2 separate regions of the Homo sapiens genome follow, and region 2 is linked to region 1. A link is a loop called in an ENCODE intact Hi-C map of the cell type or tissue named here. Cell type or tissue: endothelial cell of umbilical vein. All regions are shown on one strand. Links, peaks and the distances in the headings refer to the core of each region. The heading gives the core; the rest is flanking DNA.

What was found. Peaks named below come from ENCODE experiments on the same cell type or tissue, not always from the same donor. Only the 100,000 strongest peaks of a DNase experiment are listed, where the experiment ranks them.
Region 2: a loop joins it to region 1, with 5 times the contacts of the local background. A loop is called at or near these places in 16 of 110 quality-filtered maps.

The regions. Positions count from the first base shown.
Region 1 is chr14:99,526,267-99,534,588 of GRCh38, forward strand. All of the region lies in intron 2 of CCDC85C (coiled-coil domain containing 85C), which reads right to left. Among named protein-coding and RNA genes, the nearest start is that of CCNK, 49 kb to the left of the region's middle. RefSeq lists enhancers at 3,342-3,864, 4,387-4,909, 4,910-5,430, 7,367-7,968. In endothelial cell of umbilical vein, for the core only: no CTCF peak of the experiment used is centred there; DNase peaks (open chromatin) are centred at 3,935 and 5,155; H3K27ac peaks cover 2,023 bases.
Region 2 is chr14:99,625,115-99,633,436 of GRCh38, forward strand. It overlaps a transcript of HHIPL1 not described here. Among named protein-coding and RNA genes, the nearest start is that of HHIPL1, 16 kb to the right of the region's middle. RefSeq lists an enhancer at 3,783-3,832. In endothelial cell of umbilical vein, for the core only: a CTCF peak has its summit at 3,903 (motif pointing left); a DNase peak (open chromatin) is centred at 3,907.

The DNA of each region.
Region 1 (8,322 bases), core at 192-8,191:
AGAGCAATGGGAACCTGGGCAGGAAAAAGCCACATGAGCCCAGGCCCCGTGCAGCTCCTGCAGGCACTAACAATGCCTCTGCCCTGAGCGTGTGCTAAGATGGTCTCCAGGTCCCCGTGGTCACTGTGCAGTCCCCAGGCTGGGATGGGAGCCAGGTTGGAGGACAGGGAGCTGGAGAGAGCTCCTTCCAGTTCACATTTCCCACCAATCCCACTCCCACAGATAAGCCATCATCCCAGGGGCTACGGAGGCGAGAGGTGAGACCCAGGGAGCAAGGCCACGGCCCAGTGACCACCCCGTCCCCAAGACCTGGCGACCTCCCTCCAGGAAGAGGAAGTGGGGGCAAGGCCAGGGCCCAGGGAACACCCCGTCCCCAAGACCTGGCGACCTCCCTCCAGGAAGACGAAGCACTGTGGGAGCTCCCAGGGTTGGTCAGTGATGCGTAATCAATGGTCTGGGTGCCGAGTAATAAACGCAGGGCCTCAGTGGCCTATCAGGCTGACACCTCCACCCAGGAAGTGCTGGAAGACAGTGCACCCTCAGCTGGCTGGGCTGGGGGACCCACCTGGAAGCAGAGGCTCGAATGCGTGACTTGGGGAGACCATTCTCCCACCAGGGGCCCCAGCAGCTCCAGGGGCAGCTGGGGCCACAGACTAGCCTGGGCTCCACTGTCCGGCCCCAAACTAAAGCCCACCGAGATCCAGCTGTCATCCGTCTCGGAGATCCTCAGAGGGAGAGTGCAGAGAAAGCAGGGAGGATGCAGGACAGGGCAGGGGTCAGGGCTGTGCAGCGTAGCACAGAGGCCTCCACAGAAGACAGGCCTCAACTTGACCCCACGGGAACTGCACCAGAGTTGTTCCCACGAGGGCACGCAGGAGGTTTGTGTCCACACGTCCGTCAGTCATGCCTGTGGGCTGCTCTGGAAGGGGAGGTAGACTTGGCACTGTGTAATGACGTTGTTGGTTTATCGTCTGTCTGCATGGCTGGACAGGTGTGGTTCACCTCCCAGCCCAAGCCCAGGGCTGGCACACAGTTGGTCACTGGTTCTCAAATGGGGGTGATGCCCCCAGAGGACAACTCGCAGTGTCTACAGACACTTTTTAGTGTCAGCTCGGGCATGGGGTGGAAGACCCCCGGAGGGTAATGCGGGGCAGGTATTCTGGGGCGGGCAGTCTCAGGACGGGGAGAAGGGGACAGAAATGAAACCATGTGGAGACCTGAGAGCTGGCAGGAGAGTGGCCAGTGCCTAAAGGGCCTGGCTCCACGGGTCTCGAGGCTGGGCACAGGTGGGAGCTGAGTTCACCCAGCAGCTCCCCAGTCCCAGGCCCTGTCCAGCAGGGATCTGGCTGCAGCCCAGGGTGCCTGGCATGGTGACTCATGCTGACCCTCAGAACTGTGCAACCCACGCAGAACCCTCAGCCCAGTGCCCACCCAGCTCAGCAGCCCTGGAGACCTCCCTCAAGGACCCAGGCAGCTTCCCACCGGGAGCCACAGCTGGGTGGGCATGTGGGCCCCAGCCTCGTCTCCACTAACTCATGCAGACTTGCAAGCCTCTTCTCCCTCCGTGCACTGCAGGTGTCTCACTTCAAAGTGGGGATTAGCACCAGCCCTGCCGCCCTGCAGAGGCGGGAGGACCCCGGGCACCTGGGCAAGGTGCGTGAGAAGGGGCTCACACCACGGAGAGCCCTCGGGGGCGGTCGCTGCATCACTGTCTTGCTATTATTTTGCAAAACTGGAAGTTTCGCCAGTAATGCCAGCTCGAGGAGAGGGCAGATCCCAAGAAGACTCTAAAGGCAGGGCCAGCGCAGCCTGGGAAGGAAGTGCTCCCAGGAAAGAACGGGAGGGTGCTGGGGAGTAGGGGACAGAGCACACAGCAGCGCACAGCACACAAAGCAGCCTCCCGACCCCCACAAACACCACTGCAAACACGCCTCCCACCAGGCAGCTCTACCTGAAGCCAGCTTCTCGGGCGGCCGTAGGGGCGGGGCAGCTAGAAGGAAGGAGAACAGTGTCACCCAGTAAATGCCAACCATGCCCATCACTCTGCCCAGTGCCTTCCCTGGACATCTATTAGCCCAAAGCCACCAGGACCTCAGCTGAGCCGGAGTGGTTTTCCCACACCGAAGGCCAGGGTTGGGGCTCGCCAAGGCGACTCCAGGAGCTCCACGTCTTCAGAAACTCCAGATTCACAAGGACTCACTGAAGACCTGCCATGTGCCCGGCACTGGGTCCCTAGGAGCACCCACCACCCCCCATAGCCCACCCCAAAACTCACACCAGGGTGGAGCCACCCCAAGTGCCCTGCTACCCTCCCAGGGAAAAGCAAACCTTTGAGAAGCCCTGGGATGGGGTGCCCCGGCCTAGAGGCACCCCAAGATCCCAGCAGCTCAGAGAGGCCAGGTGGGGGATGCACGCCCTATCTGGCCCCCTGTTCTAGCCTCAAGGCAAAGATGACCTGCAAGGTCGCCCACAAGAGCTACACAGTCATACCAACTGGATTTACTTTCTTTTTCTTCTTTAATTTTGAGAGAACTCATTTGTAGGGGGGAACAACACACACTGGGGCGTGTTAGGGGGACGAGGGGAGGGAGAGCATCAGGAAGAAGAGCTAATGCATGCTGGGCTTATTACCTAGGCCATGGGCTGATCTGTGCAGCAAACTACCACGGCACACGTGTACTCATGTAACAAACCTGCATGTCCTGCACATGTACCCAGGAACTTAAAACAAAAGTTGATAGGGAAAAAAAAGGAAAATAAAAAAAGAACAAGGGGGCTGCCGCTTCAGCTGGGGGTCCAGAGACATATTCCCAATCTGCACTCAGATCAGGCGGTAGAGATGAAGGTGCGGCCATGTGTGGCTGATGTCACTTACCCATGGCTGGCACTGCTCCTCCCTTGGTCCCCATGTCATTTCACACCCGAAATCCCATTTTTCAAACTCACGTGTATGTGCCATTCAGGGTAACAGGCAGACCAGTCTTGTCCACCACGCAGACCATCCCTCCCTTCCCAGGTCCCTCTGCAGGCCCATTACTTGTTCCAGTGAGGTAAGTGAGGGACAGGCCTGTGGGAGCTTTGAGGTGTGCAGTTTTGTGTGTGTGTGTGTGTGTTTTGTTTCTTTTGTTTTTTTGTTTTGTTTTATTTTGTTTTTGAGATGAAGTTTCACTCTGTCACCCAGGCTGGAGTGCAGTGCTGCAATCTCGGCTTGCTGCAACCTCTGCCTCCAGGTTTCAAGCAATTCTCCTGCCTCAGCCTCCCAAGCAGCTGGGATTACAGGTGCCGGCCACCATGCCCAGCTAATTTTTGTATTTTTTAGTAGAGACGAGGTTTCACCATGTTGGCCAGGCTGGTCTTGAACTTCTGATCTCAGGTGACCTGCCAGCCTTGGCCTCCCAAAGTGCCGGGATTACAGGCGTGAGCCACTGCGCCCAGCTGAGGGGTGCGGATTTGCAAAACCAAATCCTACCTTGGCTGAGTAAGCCAGAGCAGCTCCTCAACTTTCTGGGCCTCTGTTTGTTTGCACATAAACTGGCATCAGGCGGAGGCTGGCGGAGGCTATGGCTGGCCCACAATGGACAGGAAAGATCACGGTGGTTAACCCGCCACCCTTACCGCCAACCGCCCGACTCCCAGTCCTTCCCACAATTTGCCTTTTCATCCTCTGAACAATGTATGTGTCAGACACCATTAGTGTCCCCATTTTGCAGAGGGGGAAACTGAGGTGCAGAGAGGTTAAGCGACCTGTTCAGTGCCACTCTGCTGGCAGGTGGCACTAGTGAGACTTGAACCAGGCCCTCTGGCACTGGCATCCTGCACTTGGCCTGTCAGCCCTGGTGACTCTCCCCCAGCATCTGGCTCACGGTGGACACTCCTTACACTGCTGGTGCTAGGGCACGGAGGTGGAATTTCCTGTCTCCATTCTGCCCACATTGCGAGACTGACCATCTGTTCATTGGCTGGAAGGCTGGAAAGAGGGGGTTTCCTCCCTGGGCAAGGGAGAGGCCAAACTGACTCTGAGGTTCAACTAAGGAAGCGTTTAAAGTCCTCCAGAGACCCAAAGACTACACTGCCTATGACAGAGGTGATACGGTATGGCGGCCAACCCAAGATGCCAAACACACAGGGCAGGGAAGGGCTTGGAGCCTGCTACCAAGGCATGGAAACGCTGACCAACAGAGATGCCCACGTGGACCACCGCGACGCCAGCATCTCCGGAGGAACCCGGGCTCAGGACAGCCCATCCTCCTAGGGACACAGAACTGAAGCGTTGGCCATGGATTCAGACAGCAGCAGATCGATCCCCTCTTCCCCGCCCCTTGAAGGGCTCAGAACTCAAAGGACAAAGAGCAGCGGTTCCTTGGGGATGGGCCAGGCCCAAGGGACAGCAGAGGGCACATGGTCAGCCAGACCTCGAAAGATCCCAGGCCCTTGGGACCGCCTGGGGTGCTTCCCAGGGGCCACATCACACTGCGCTGGGCATCACCTCCCAGGTGAGGACACTGAGACTCTGGGAGAGAGAGGATTTCACCTGAAGCCACACAGCAGGTGAGCGCTGGGGCGGGGGCTATTGGAGTTTACAGGGAGAAGAGCCTGTCTACAAGCTGAGGAGAGAGGCCTCAGAAGGAGCCAGCCCTGCTGATGCCTTGATCTCAGACTTCCAACCTCCAGGACTGTAAGGAAATAAATTTCTGTGGTTTAAGTCCCCCAGTCTGTGCAACTCTGTTATGGCAGCCCTACCAGACGAATACAACATCCATGTCAGGAAATCCACCTTCATCCAGACCTCAGTTTCCCCATCTGTGCCTAGTGTGAATTCTGGGTCTCTTTCAGCAGCCCTTTGGTACGTGGCAGGCCAGGGGAGAGGTGGGCACAGCGTGGGGGAAGAGGGGAGAGGAGGAGGGTGGGCTGGGGGCCCTTCAGTCACCAGCCCAGACCCCAGCCTCGCTCCCCAAGCTGGCCCTCTGGTCTAGGGAGAGAGAATATCAGGAGAGCTCCCTGCTCTTTTGTAAAGCTGGCTTTTTTGGCGCACAATGGAGTCTTCATTTATCAGCCCAGCAGGGGAGTTAACGAGAGGCCCCAGCGTCAATTACAGCCGCCCCCAGCCCAGCCCGGCTGGGCACAGAGAATCCACAGGAAAAATAAGAATGCACACGGAGTCTTGAGATGAATCATCGTGGAGGAAGCAGCTGTGTTGATGAAATTTTAAAGCCAACATGAGAAAGAAAATACGAACAGCAATACAGTAATTGAGTCTGTGAACATGCTGGCACATTTTTAATTAAACCTATTTTGGAGTTAAATAGAGGCCATGGGTGGGGGGGGGGGTGGGACCGCGGGGAGTAGGAATCCAGGGAGGCTCCCTACCCTCCCACCCAAACCCCAAAGCCACGTCACCTTATGCTATTCCAGAGAAGAGCATTCCTCTCTCCTGCTTTTCACCAACAGGAAGAGTCCCTGCTTTGCGCAGAGGTGGGGGTTTCTGTACAACTTGATTTCCCTGACAAGATTTAAATGCCAGAATCACAGAATCTCACGAGCCAGAGTCCATGAGGCTTAGGACAGCATCTCATTCAAGGCTGTGAACTCTTTCTTCAAGATTCCCAAACATAGTCACCCAGCCATCTCTTGATTATCTCCAAAGATGGTACCCTCACTACCTGCTGAAGCCCTCCCTTGGTTAAGTGGGCCTTCCTTATTCTGAGCAAGAACAGCCTCCCCTCTTGGCCGTGGAGACTGGACAGGGATCAGCCACAGGCTCCCCAAGACACATCCACCCAGTTCAACCATGCTGAGCACTGGAGACACCAATGTGGCCACTCAGACCCTGCAGCCCTGTCCTGGAGAAGATGACAGTCCCACAGGGGTGGGGGCCAGGATCCACAAGGGTGGGTCATGACACCCTATCAGCAAAGGTGGGCAGCCCAGGGACTGAGAGAGCTCAGGGCAAGCACCAGGCCACCTGTGGGTAGTCAGGGAGGGCTGCAGACAGGAGGCCAGGAGGATGGAGACTAAGTAAACCCCATCTTCCTGGCGCCTCCCTGAGAATGGGGCCACCACTTTCCTCACAGGCAGTGCCCTGCCACGAGCTCTCTTCACCTCCCCTATCCTCCAGGGGCCTCTCTGTGCATGTGGGTCCTGCGGGCTGGGCAAGGTGGTGGTCAGGCAGGAACAAGGGTGAGACTGGCCTGCCAGCCCTGCATCCCCAGGGCCACATACATAGTAGGTGGTCAGTTAAACACTGAGTGAATGAGTGCCCACTTCTCAGATGAGCAAACACAGGTCTGGGAGAGAAAGTGGCTCAAGGATCCCCAAAAAGCTGGCGCCACTGAAGCTGCCCCAGGAATCCAAAGGCAGGCTTGGGACCCACTGCTGCCGAGAGCCAAGGGCCCCTCCCTCACCCCGTCTCTCTGTCTCTCTCTCTCCTGCATGGCTCAGAACAGCAGTGCCTTCCTCCATGGCCAGCAGGAACCCCACCCATGATCCCAGCTCCTCTGGTTCTTCTTCTTCTTCTTCTTTTTTTTTTTTTTTTTGAGGTGGAGTCTCACTCTGTTTCCCGGGTTGGAGTGCAGTGGGGCAATCTCGGCTCACTGCAACCTCCGCCTCCCAGGTTTGAGCAATTCTCCTACCTCAGCCTCCCAAGTAGCTGGGATTACAGGCACGTGCCACCCTGCAAGGCTAATTTTTGTATTTTTAGTAGAGACGAGGTTTTGCTGTGTTGCCCAGGCTGATCTCAAATTCCTGACCTCAAGTGATCCGCCCACCTCAGCCTCCCAAAGTGCTGGGGTTACAGGTGTGAGCCACCACACCCAGCCGTGGCTCCTCTGGTTCTGCTGATGCCATGGGCTCTGGGGATGCCACCAGCTCCTGGAGCCTTTGTTATGAGGTTCAGGGGCCTCCACTGCAGCATGGGGACAGGGCACCGGGGCCAAGGCCCCAGCAGCATACGGCTGCCTCCTTTCAGGGTACTGGGTATGGCCCTGACAACACTTGCTGGGAGCCCCAGGGCAAGACCTCTGCCTGCTGCAGAGTCCATGCTGAGAAAGCAGCTAGGGATGGGCCCTGGGTGCCCTCCTGCCACACCACACAGAGATACAAGCTCCTTCAGCGACCACTCCAGCAGCATGGCTTGACTGGGCATCATTTGGTGAGAAAGCAAATTTCTGCTAAAGAAACAAAATACTTTGAACCCTTTCTGCACTGGATGATCTCTGAATTCCGCGCCCTGGTTGTATGTAACAACAAGCAGGCAACAGTGGGTTTCTGTCCCTAAATTCCAGTCCAACTGCCTGCAGCCAGCAAGCCTGTGTCCAGGCAAGGGTCAGCAGCTCCCCAGCCATCAGGATCTGATGTCGGTGCCCTGCAGACCTGGCCCACGGATGAGGATGTGAACAGAGCCCTGCTGCTACCCCCAGGGAGCTGGTGGGAGCAGGCCTGGGGAGGAAGAGGTCCCTGGGCAGAGCCAGCCCGTCCATCCTTGAGGCTCAAGGCTGAAGCTCCCATCTACCTCCACCTGTGCACAGGTGGGTGCAGGGCAGGTGGACACAGGTTATGGTGGAGGGCCCCCTGTGAGACCGGGGGGCACCCCAGGAAGGAAGGCAGGAAGAAGGGCTGCTCCTCCACAGCCCGCTTGGGCGCAGGTTTTCTGCAAGTCCGTGGTCAGGAACTGGGGTGTATTTTTCCAGTGGGACACTGTGGCCTGCAGGGGCCAAGGGATCAGGGACACTCCTGTCCTTATGGAAACAGGACCATGAGCTGCTCTCTGGTTGGACCGCAGAACACATTTCTCATAGAAATAACACTGCAGGGCCGGGCGTGGTGGCTCACACCTGTAATCCCAGCACTTTGGGAGCCTGATGTGAGAGGATCACCTGAGGTCGGGAGTTCGAGACCAGCCTGACCAACATGGTGAAACCCTGTCTCTACTAAAAATACAAAACTAGCCAGGCGTGGTGGCTCATGCCTGTAGTCCCAGCTACTCAGGAGGCTGAGGCAGGAGAATTGCTTGAACCCGGGAGACAGAGGGTTGTGGTGAGCTGAGATCACGCCATTGTAATCCAGCCTGGGCAACAAGAGCTAAATTCCATCTCAAAAAAAAAAAAAGAAAGAAAGAACACTGCAAACAGCATCCCAAATTCAGAGCTGGAGCTTCCAACCCACTTCTCCACAGGAACAATGAGACAAAGAAACTCCAGATCAGGGCAGACGCGTGAGGTCACTGACCCGGGGGCCCGAGCTTCAGCCACCAGAGCATGGTCCTGGCCCTTGCTCTGCAGAGCAGTAGCCCCTGCCACCACCCAGAGGCAGGACTGCCTCTCCTAC
Region 2 (8,322 bases), core at 169-8,168, 99 kb after region 1:
AGCTCTGAAAGCACCCGGTGCTGCGGGGCCTGCCTTCCTGTGGCTTCGGCTTGGGCGCCATCCCAAGCCGGGTTGGCCAGAACTCTGCCTGTGCAGCCCCGCCCCCAGGCAAGCAGGAAACAATGCACCTGAGCAACCTCCTCCCATCTGCAGAGGAGGAAGCTAAGGTGTAGGGGGGTCAAGGCACTGGCCTAAGGTCCCACAGCCAAGGGGTGGCTGGGAGGTGCAATCAGGTCTGCCTGGCACAGAGTCTGGTCTCCTGACCACGATGCCAAACTGGTTATTATTGTCACCACAATAGAATACTAATAATAGTTGTCGTAATTATTATTATTGTGGAGGGCTGTTCTCCAGGCAGGCAGGTCTGGGTTGCTGCGTCACTGGGGCCAGGAGGCTGGCTAGTGCCCACAATGAGGCAGGGTCCTGTCCCAAACAGCACTAGGAGAATGCTGGAGATGGGAGGCTGAGCCCATCCTGCAGCCTGGGTCAGCAGCCTGGGGCCTCACCCCCACCCTCCATCCAATGCTGGGTGGCGGGCAGCCTCTCCAATGCCCATCTGCCCTGGAGGGCTCTGGTGATGGATACAGTGGAGATTCGTTGATATGAACATTAAACATTCAACCAGAGGCACTCACTGCTTTAATAAAACACAGCCCCCCATGCCAGCCAAGAACCCTGAGTTTCAAAGGTTCCTGCTCTTGCTGGTTAAAGTCTCCTGCATGGACCCTGGGCCTAGGCTGCCAGAGCCCAAAGCCTGGTGCTTGTGCCCACTCCTCGTGTGACCTTTGGCAAGACTCCCCACAAGTTGTTCTGTTTCCCCATCTGCATAACAGTGCAAAATTCAAAGTCGTTGTGAGGATGAAGTGAGCTAGCCCTGTGTCTGGCCCACATCCACACTAGATGAATGCCTGCATTGCTACCCCGTCAGGTGGGTGCAGCCAGAGGATCGGGCGGCCTGATGCTGGAGGAGTCACCGAGAGATGACTGTAGACTGACTTTGACGCTATGAGAATGGGTGGCCTCTCATGATGTAGTCAACGTGTGGCTGCTGTGGCTGTGACATTCCTGTGACCCCAGCAGGCATCTGCTCTGGGCTGGTGAAACCAGAATGCTTGCTGGCCATGGGGATACAGGTGTGTGTGGGTGTAGCGGGGTGTGTGTGTGTGTGTGTGTGTGTATGCATGTGTGATCCTCGGGGCTCTGAGACTGCAGGGAGCCTGCAAAACATGTTCCCAGCTTCCCTGCTCCCATCAGGATTCCAGCTGGATCTTGTTCTGCTCTGTCCTGCCAGCCCGGACTGTGGGAAAGATGTGGAAACTGCTCCGGACCCATTCCTGGCCTGCAGGACACGGCCCATCCAGCTACCTCCACTCTGGGCTTGGAGGTCAACGCCAAAGCCTGGAGGTCAGGGAGTCCAGTGCCTCTGTCAGCCCCAAGCTGGCCCTGTGAGCTCCCAACAGGATGGGTGCCCAGACTGCAGTTTGCCTGAAAGGGATGGCTCTGTAGACACAGGCCTGAGAAGGGCTGGGGTAATTTCTTTCTGCTCTCTGAGGCAGTATTCTAGGTCCTGGGGATCTGGGCATGGCCAGGATTCCTCTCTCCCTGATGTGTGCCCTGCATACTCTATGCCTAGGTGACACAACACAGGGCTCAGGGTCTAGCAGTGCCCAGCTCAGGTCTTCTGAAAGCTGGGCCTGCAGGCTCCTCTGCGCTCCCCTCTCCTGGCTCCCCGAATCTGTTCCTCCCCCCTCGAAGCATCCCAGCCACCCTGCAGAGCCTGATGCAGGGCTTATCCCTTGGGGAATATTGGGGCAGTGAGGGAGAGAGTAATATGTCACTGAATGGCTCAGGACAGGGGGAGCACCAGGGACTGTGTGTGACATGGAGTTAGTGCTCACCAAGACACTTGAGCCTGAGTCTGTCAGAGCCCAGAGCCAGAGCTCTCACTCATAATGCCACACCACCCCTTTCACCCATCCATCTATCCAGCTATCCATCCGTCCATCCATCCATCCACCCACCTACCCATCCATCCATCCACCTATCTGTCCCTGTATCCATTCATCTACTCTTCTATCTTCCCATCCATCCATCCATCCATCCATCCATCCATCCATCCATCCACTCACCCACCTACCTACCCATTCATCTATCCACCTATCTGTTCATCTATTCATCCATCTACTCTTCCATCTTCCCATCCATCTATCCATCCATCTGCCCATCCATCCATCCATCCATCCATCCATCCATCCGTCCATCCAACCATCCATCCATCTGTCCATTCATCTGCCCATCTACCTGCCCATCCATCTGTCCATCTATCCATCCATCCTTGTCTACATTTCTTCATTCAGTTCCCATCTCCTAAGCCCCTAGTGGTGCCACATTCTGTGCCAGGTGCCAGGGTGCCAGGGATGAATGAGGAGAGGTCATGATACTCATTCAGGCCGGAGAGACAAGTCTGGGCATTGTTTCAGTGGAGGATGGGGTAACAAGTGCTCTGGAAGGTCAGCCCAGGAAGCTGGGGCAACTGCAAGAGGCAGGAAAGTGTTGCTGAAGTCCAGGTAAGCTGGGCTTGGCCGGAGAACACACTGAGTTGCGGGGAGCACTGGAACAGGCCTTAAGAGCTGGAAAGGAAGTCACCAGGCAAAAAGGGGGACTGTCCAAGGCAGCCCAGACAGAGGCAGCAGGACACACAAATGCAGGATGAGAAAGGAACATTTGGAGATGACAAGTGGACAGAGCAGAGTCAGTGAGGTCAGGATGGGCTGGGAGGAGAAGAAGGCAGGAAAGGCCCCCGAGGAGGAAGGGCTGGAATGCATGGCCAACAATCTGCACCTGATTCTTTAGGCAGTGGGAGGGGCGGCTGTTAGGCAGGGAAGATGCATGATCAGTTTGGCAGTCCTAGAGGGGGATGGATTGGAGGGGGCAGGCCATGAGGGACTGCTGTGATGGGCTAGACGACCAGTGCTGGTGGGAGGACCGAGGCCCAGAGAGAGGTGAGACCTGCCAAGGTCCTAAAGTGAGTGCTCCCCAGGCAGGCAGGAGCCCAGGTCCCCAGGTAGCATGGCAAAGGGCCCAGATGCTGAGGCCATGGGACTGGATGGGGCAGGTGTGCTGTGGCTTTGTGTGGGGGCAGTCTCTTCCTTTCTGTCCTCTCTAAATGAAAACAACACCAACAGCCGGGGGCGGTGGCTCACGCCTGTCATCCCAGCTCTTTGTGAAGCCGAGACGGGTGAATCACCTGAGGTCAGGAGTTCGAGACCAGCCTGGCCAACAGGATGAAACCCCGTCTCTACTAAAAATACAAAAAATTAGCCAGGCCTGGTGGCGGGCATCTGTAATCCCAGCTACTTGGGAGGCTGAGGCAGGAGCATCACTTGAACCCAAGAGGCAGAGGTTGCAGTGAGTTGAGATCATGTCATTGCACCCGAGCCTGGGCAACAAGAGTGAAACTCCAACTCAAAAAAAAAAAAAAAGAAAAAAAGAAAAAAAAAGAAAACAACACCAACAAAGTTTGGTAAGCATGTATTTTCTTTCCTTTTCTGGGGAGGTAAGTGGGGGTCACAGGTGACCCCAGCTTCTTGTTCCCAAACCCCTGGACCCCTCCCCTCCTGAATGCTGGAGGTTGCACAGTCCAGTGGGTCCCTTCTAGCTTCCTGTGTGGCCTCAGCTCTCTTCCCCTCTCGGGCCTCAGTTTCCCTGTGGCTTCATAGAGCTAGCCATACCTGCTCTGCCCACTGTGAAGGGTGGCAGGAGGATGGAAGACGAGGTAGTGCTTCTGGAAATTCGAGATGCCAAGTCCAAGCCTAGGTGCCTCCCTGCCTCCGAGGAGCCTCCCCTGATGTCCTGGTCACCGCGGCGCTGTGCTGTGGCCACCAGCAAGACCGGCGGCACCAAGGGGCCCCCTAGCGGCCCGAGGAGTTGCTGCAGCCACCTGGGCCCAGCATGTCCTTCCCAGACACCCGCGGATGTAGGACCTTTCTTGGGGACCCAGATCACGTGCCAGGCACTGCGCTGGGTGCCAGGCCAGGGAAACACCATCTCCTGGCAGCCCTGTGAGGTGGGCCTTTCCCCACCTTATACCTGTGCACACCTCCAGGGGACTGTTTCATATCATCAGGCTGCTGGACAGCCACAGGCTGGACTATGCCGCTGAAAATCAGTGAAATAAACAAGAGGCAGAACATACATAAAAAAAACATGAATATGTATTTATCTTAAAAATAAAGACTGAGTCTGCTGGCACAGGCATGGGCTCTCTCTGGAAGATTACATAAGAGACTGGCATCACGCAGGGTTTTCTGGAAGGCTACCTGGGAGGCGGGGGCAGGGGCGTAGGCACAGGGTAGGAGGGACCCGTGTTCACTGAATTTCGTTTTAGACTTCCTGATTTTTTTTTTTAATGGAGTCTCTGTCGCCCAGGCTGGAGTGCAGTGGCACAATCTTGGCTCACTGCAACCTCCACCTCCTGGGTTCAAGTGATTCTCCTGCCTCAGCCTCCCAAGTAGCTGGGATTACAGGTGCGTGCCACCACGCCCGGCTAATTTTTTTTTTTGTATTTTAGTACAGACAAGGTTTCACCATGTTGGCCAGGCTGGTCTCGAACTCTTGACCTCAGGTGATCTGCCCGCCTCAGCCTCCCGAAGTGCTGGGATTACAGGCGTAAGCCACCGCGCCCAGCCCTTTCTGATTTTTGAACTATATAGAAGTATTGTCTATACTTAAAAATACACTAAAGATTTAAGAAGTCATAGACTCATAGGCTCAGGGACAGAAAGCAGCCTGAAAGTGTTCTCATTTTCCCTTCAGTTACAGCAGAACTGACAGGAGGCCGCTTGACAACTATTTACTTGCCTGCCTCCAGTGATGGGGTGCTCATCCCTTAAGTGGCCAATTCCCAGTGTAGAAAAACTCTCTCTCTATGAGTGGAGATGCATTGCCCTGGTTTCTACCCACTTCCTCAGATAACCATGTGGGAGTCTGTAGGAAAGCTAGTATTGGCTGAGCCTCCACTGTGTGCCAGTCAGTGGCTATGGATTCAGCCCCGGAGGAGCTCAGAATCCAATTTCTGGGATCTCAGCATTGGGCAGGGCACTGAGGCCATTTGGTAGAAGCTGCAGCCAATGCAGGACCTGCCCCATCGCACACCGGGCAGGCGGTGGTTAATAACAAGGGAGAGGAAGCCCCTGGTCCATCTGCAGTCCCTGTCATTCCATCGCGTTTCATCATCTGACTCCGCCTCCTCTGTCAGCCTTTACAGAAAGGCCTTGGCCTCCAAGGTGTGGTACTCACACCCTTACACTGGGTGCTCTCATTGGCTGCATCTGACTGGGCCTCAGCCAGCCTAGATTCCAGCTCAGCATCCCTGAGCCTCAGTTTTCTCATCTATAAGATGGGGGTTAATAACAGTACTCACCCAGGAAGCGGCTAGGAGGAGCAAGTGGGACGATGGTGATAGGCATTGTGGGGTGTGGAGGGAGCCCAAGAGGTGACGGAGGGGAAGGGTCCACCGCCGAAGGCCGCTGCCAGCACATAGCATGTGGGTCTCAGGAACAGGACATGCGGCCTCCCGGTCACACAGACTCTGTTAGTTTGCTAGGGCTGCTACGCCTGCAGACTTTGATTCCCTTGCCATTCTGGAGGTTGGAAGTCCGAGATCGAGGTGTCTGCAGCAGCCTTCCTTCTGAGGCTACAAAGTCGATATTCTGTCCCCTGTCTCTCTCCTGGCCTATGGGGGCTGCTGGCAATCCTGGTGTTCCTGGGCTTGTGGAAGCATCACTGGATCTCCGCTTTCCCCTGCATGTGGCCTTCTCCCTGCACGCATGTCCTCTGTCCAAATGTCCCCTTCTGATAAGACCCCAAATCCTACTGGATAAGGATGCACTCTAATGACCTCAGCTTCACTAATTCCATCTGCAGTGGCTCCATTTTCTTTCTTTCTTTCTTTCTTTCTTTCTTTCTTTCTTTCTTTCTTTCTTTCTTTCTTTCTCTCTCTTTCTTTCTTTCTTTTTTTTTTTGACAGAGTCTTGCTGTGTCACCCAGGCTGGAGTGCAGTCAACCTCTGCCTCCTGGATTCAAGGAATTCTCCTACCTCAGCCCCCAGAGTAGCTGGATTACAGGCATGTGCCACCATACCCGGCTAAGTTTTGTATTTTTGCCAGGCTGGTCTTGAACTCCTGACCTCAGGTAATCTGCCCACCTCAGCCTCCCAAAGTGCTGGGATTACAGGCGTGAGCCACCGCGCCCGGCCTGGTTCCATTTTCAAATACGGTCACCTTCTGGGGTACTGGAGTTAGGGCTTCCACATATGAACTTGGGGGAGACACAGTTCAGCCCGTAACTGATCCCCTACAGTCCTGGCCCCAACACCACTCAGACATGGGAGTCACTTTTGCTTTCTGGGCCTCATTTCCTTGTGTGGACACTGGGTACACACACGTGGGGTTGGACTAGGCATGATCTGAGGGTCCTTTCTGCTCAGAATTTATAGGGACCCTCTGTGACTTCTGGCTCTTGAGATGGAGTCTCGCTCTATCACCTAGGCTAGAGTGCAGTGGTGCAATCTCTGGTCACTGCAACCTTTGCTTCCTGGTTCAAGCAATTCTCCTGCCTCAGCCTCCTGAGTAGCTGGGATTACATGTGTGCGCCACCATGCCCAGCCTTCAACTCTGCCCTATCCCGCCCTCAACTCTGCCTTCCCTATGGTCCAGAGAGATCGCTCCTGCCGTGGGCCTTGACTGTCCTACTGGCCAAAGTGCCCTGGAGCCCCTCCTTTGGCTCTAAGCCCATGCCCCAGACATCCTGGGATGAGGGGTGGGGCTCTAAGCAGAAGGCCAGCCCAGGAGGATTCCCTTGGGATGGGGGCCTGGGACAGAGCCTGGGAGCGAGGCTGGGAGTGGACATGGGGCAGGGCCAGTGGGGGTGAGACCAGCAACACCACTAGCATCTGGCCCATCTACCAGGCACAGCCTGACCTATGTTTTAGGTCTTGCACTAGAGTCTCTGTCATCCGTCTGCAACTGCTGACCCCAGGTAGAGGCAGGCAGAAAGAACAGGAGTAGCTTTGCACACAGGTGCAGGTGCCTGTGTGTTTGAGAATCCCGAACTCTTGCATTGGGGTAGATCTTAAACATTATCCAGGCCCTAGCAGGAATCTTCTTACCTGCACTCTCAGAGGTATCTTTGCAGCCTCTACTGACTTACCTCTGAGGACAGGGAGCTCACTCCCTCTGGGGGAAACCCAATCCCTGTTCATTAGACTGAACTGAAACCCTGTTTCTGTGGGCCCCAGTTCCATTCTCTGGGCTTCACAGGGCAGGGCTGCTTCCTCCTCTCCGCTGAGAACATCCAGTCCTCATCCCATCCCATCCCACATCTCCTCCTACCTCTAAATAGGCTCCCATTTGACCTTATCACCAAGTGGTTCTGAGTAGCCAAGCTCTGAGCAGGCTATCACTTCCCTTTTTCTGAGTGTTAGATCTCTATTAATGCAGCCAGGACCACAGTGGCGTTTGGGTGACTGCATCACCCCCAACTCTTCTCGGACTTGCTCACAGGTGTTGCTCCAAGACCTGCCTCCTGCGCTGTGCTGTACAGGCAAGCGTTAAGACTGAAGTCTCTCCCTTTGTGTCTGCATCGTGGTGCACTGGCCATCACCTCAGCCTATCACGTCCTTTGGAGGCCTAAGTCAGTCATGCGATTTCTTCTCTTGCCAGCCTCAGGCTATTTCAAACCCACATTATGGATAAATTGGTGTGTGTGTGAGAGAGAGAGAGAGAGAAACAGAGAGATAGACTATTTGCATGTATGGATGGGGGAGTGAGGAGGGGATAGAGGGAGGGTCCTATCTGAGGCCTCATGGAGCTGAGACTCAGACCCATCTGGGCGAGTCTGGCCAAGTGGTGAGTGGGTGGGCTGGGTGGGTGGATTCATGTGAGAGACAGAGGCGCCTCCCAGGGACAGGAGAGACACACAGGAAGGCGAGAAGCCCAGCATACTGGGGAAGGCAGCTGCCATTCAAACTACTCCTCAATCAGCCCCAACTGAGACATGGCTGAAGCTAGGCTGGGGGAAAGGTGGATCCTGACAGAGCCACCCCAGGGAACCCCTGCAAGACCCTGCAGCCCAGAAGGTCACCCCCAGGGGAGGGTGCGCCAACCCCTGCACACCTTTGCCTTTCTGCCTTGTGGTTTCAGCTGCAGCCTCGGGGAAGCCAGGTTGACAGGCACTGTGGGGACACCCAGGAGAGAGTCTGTGATGCCTGGCAGACCCCCACAGAGGAACTGAGCAGAGCTGTTTGTGACACATGCCTCCCTG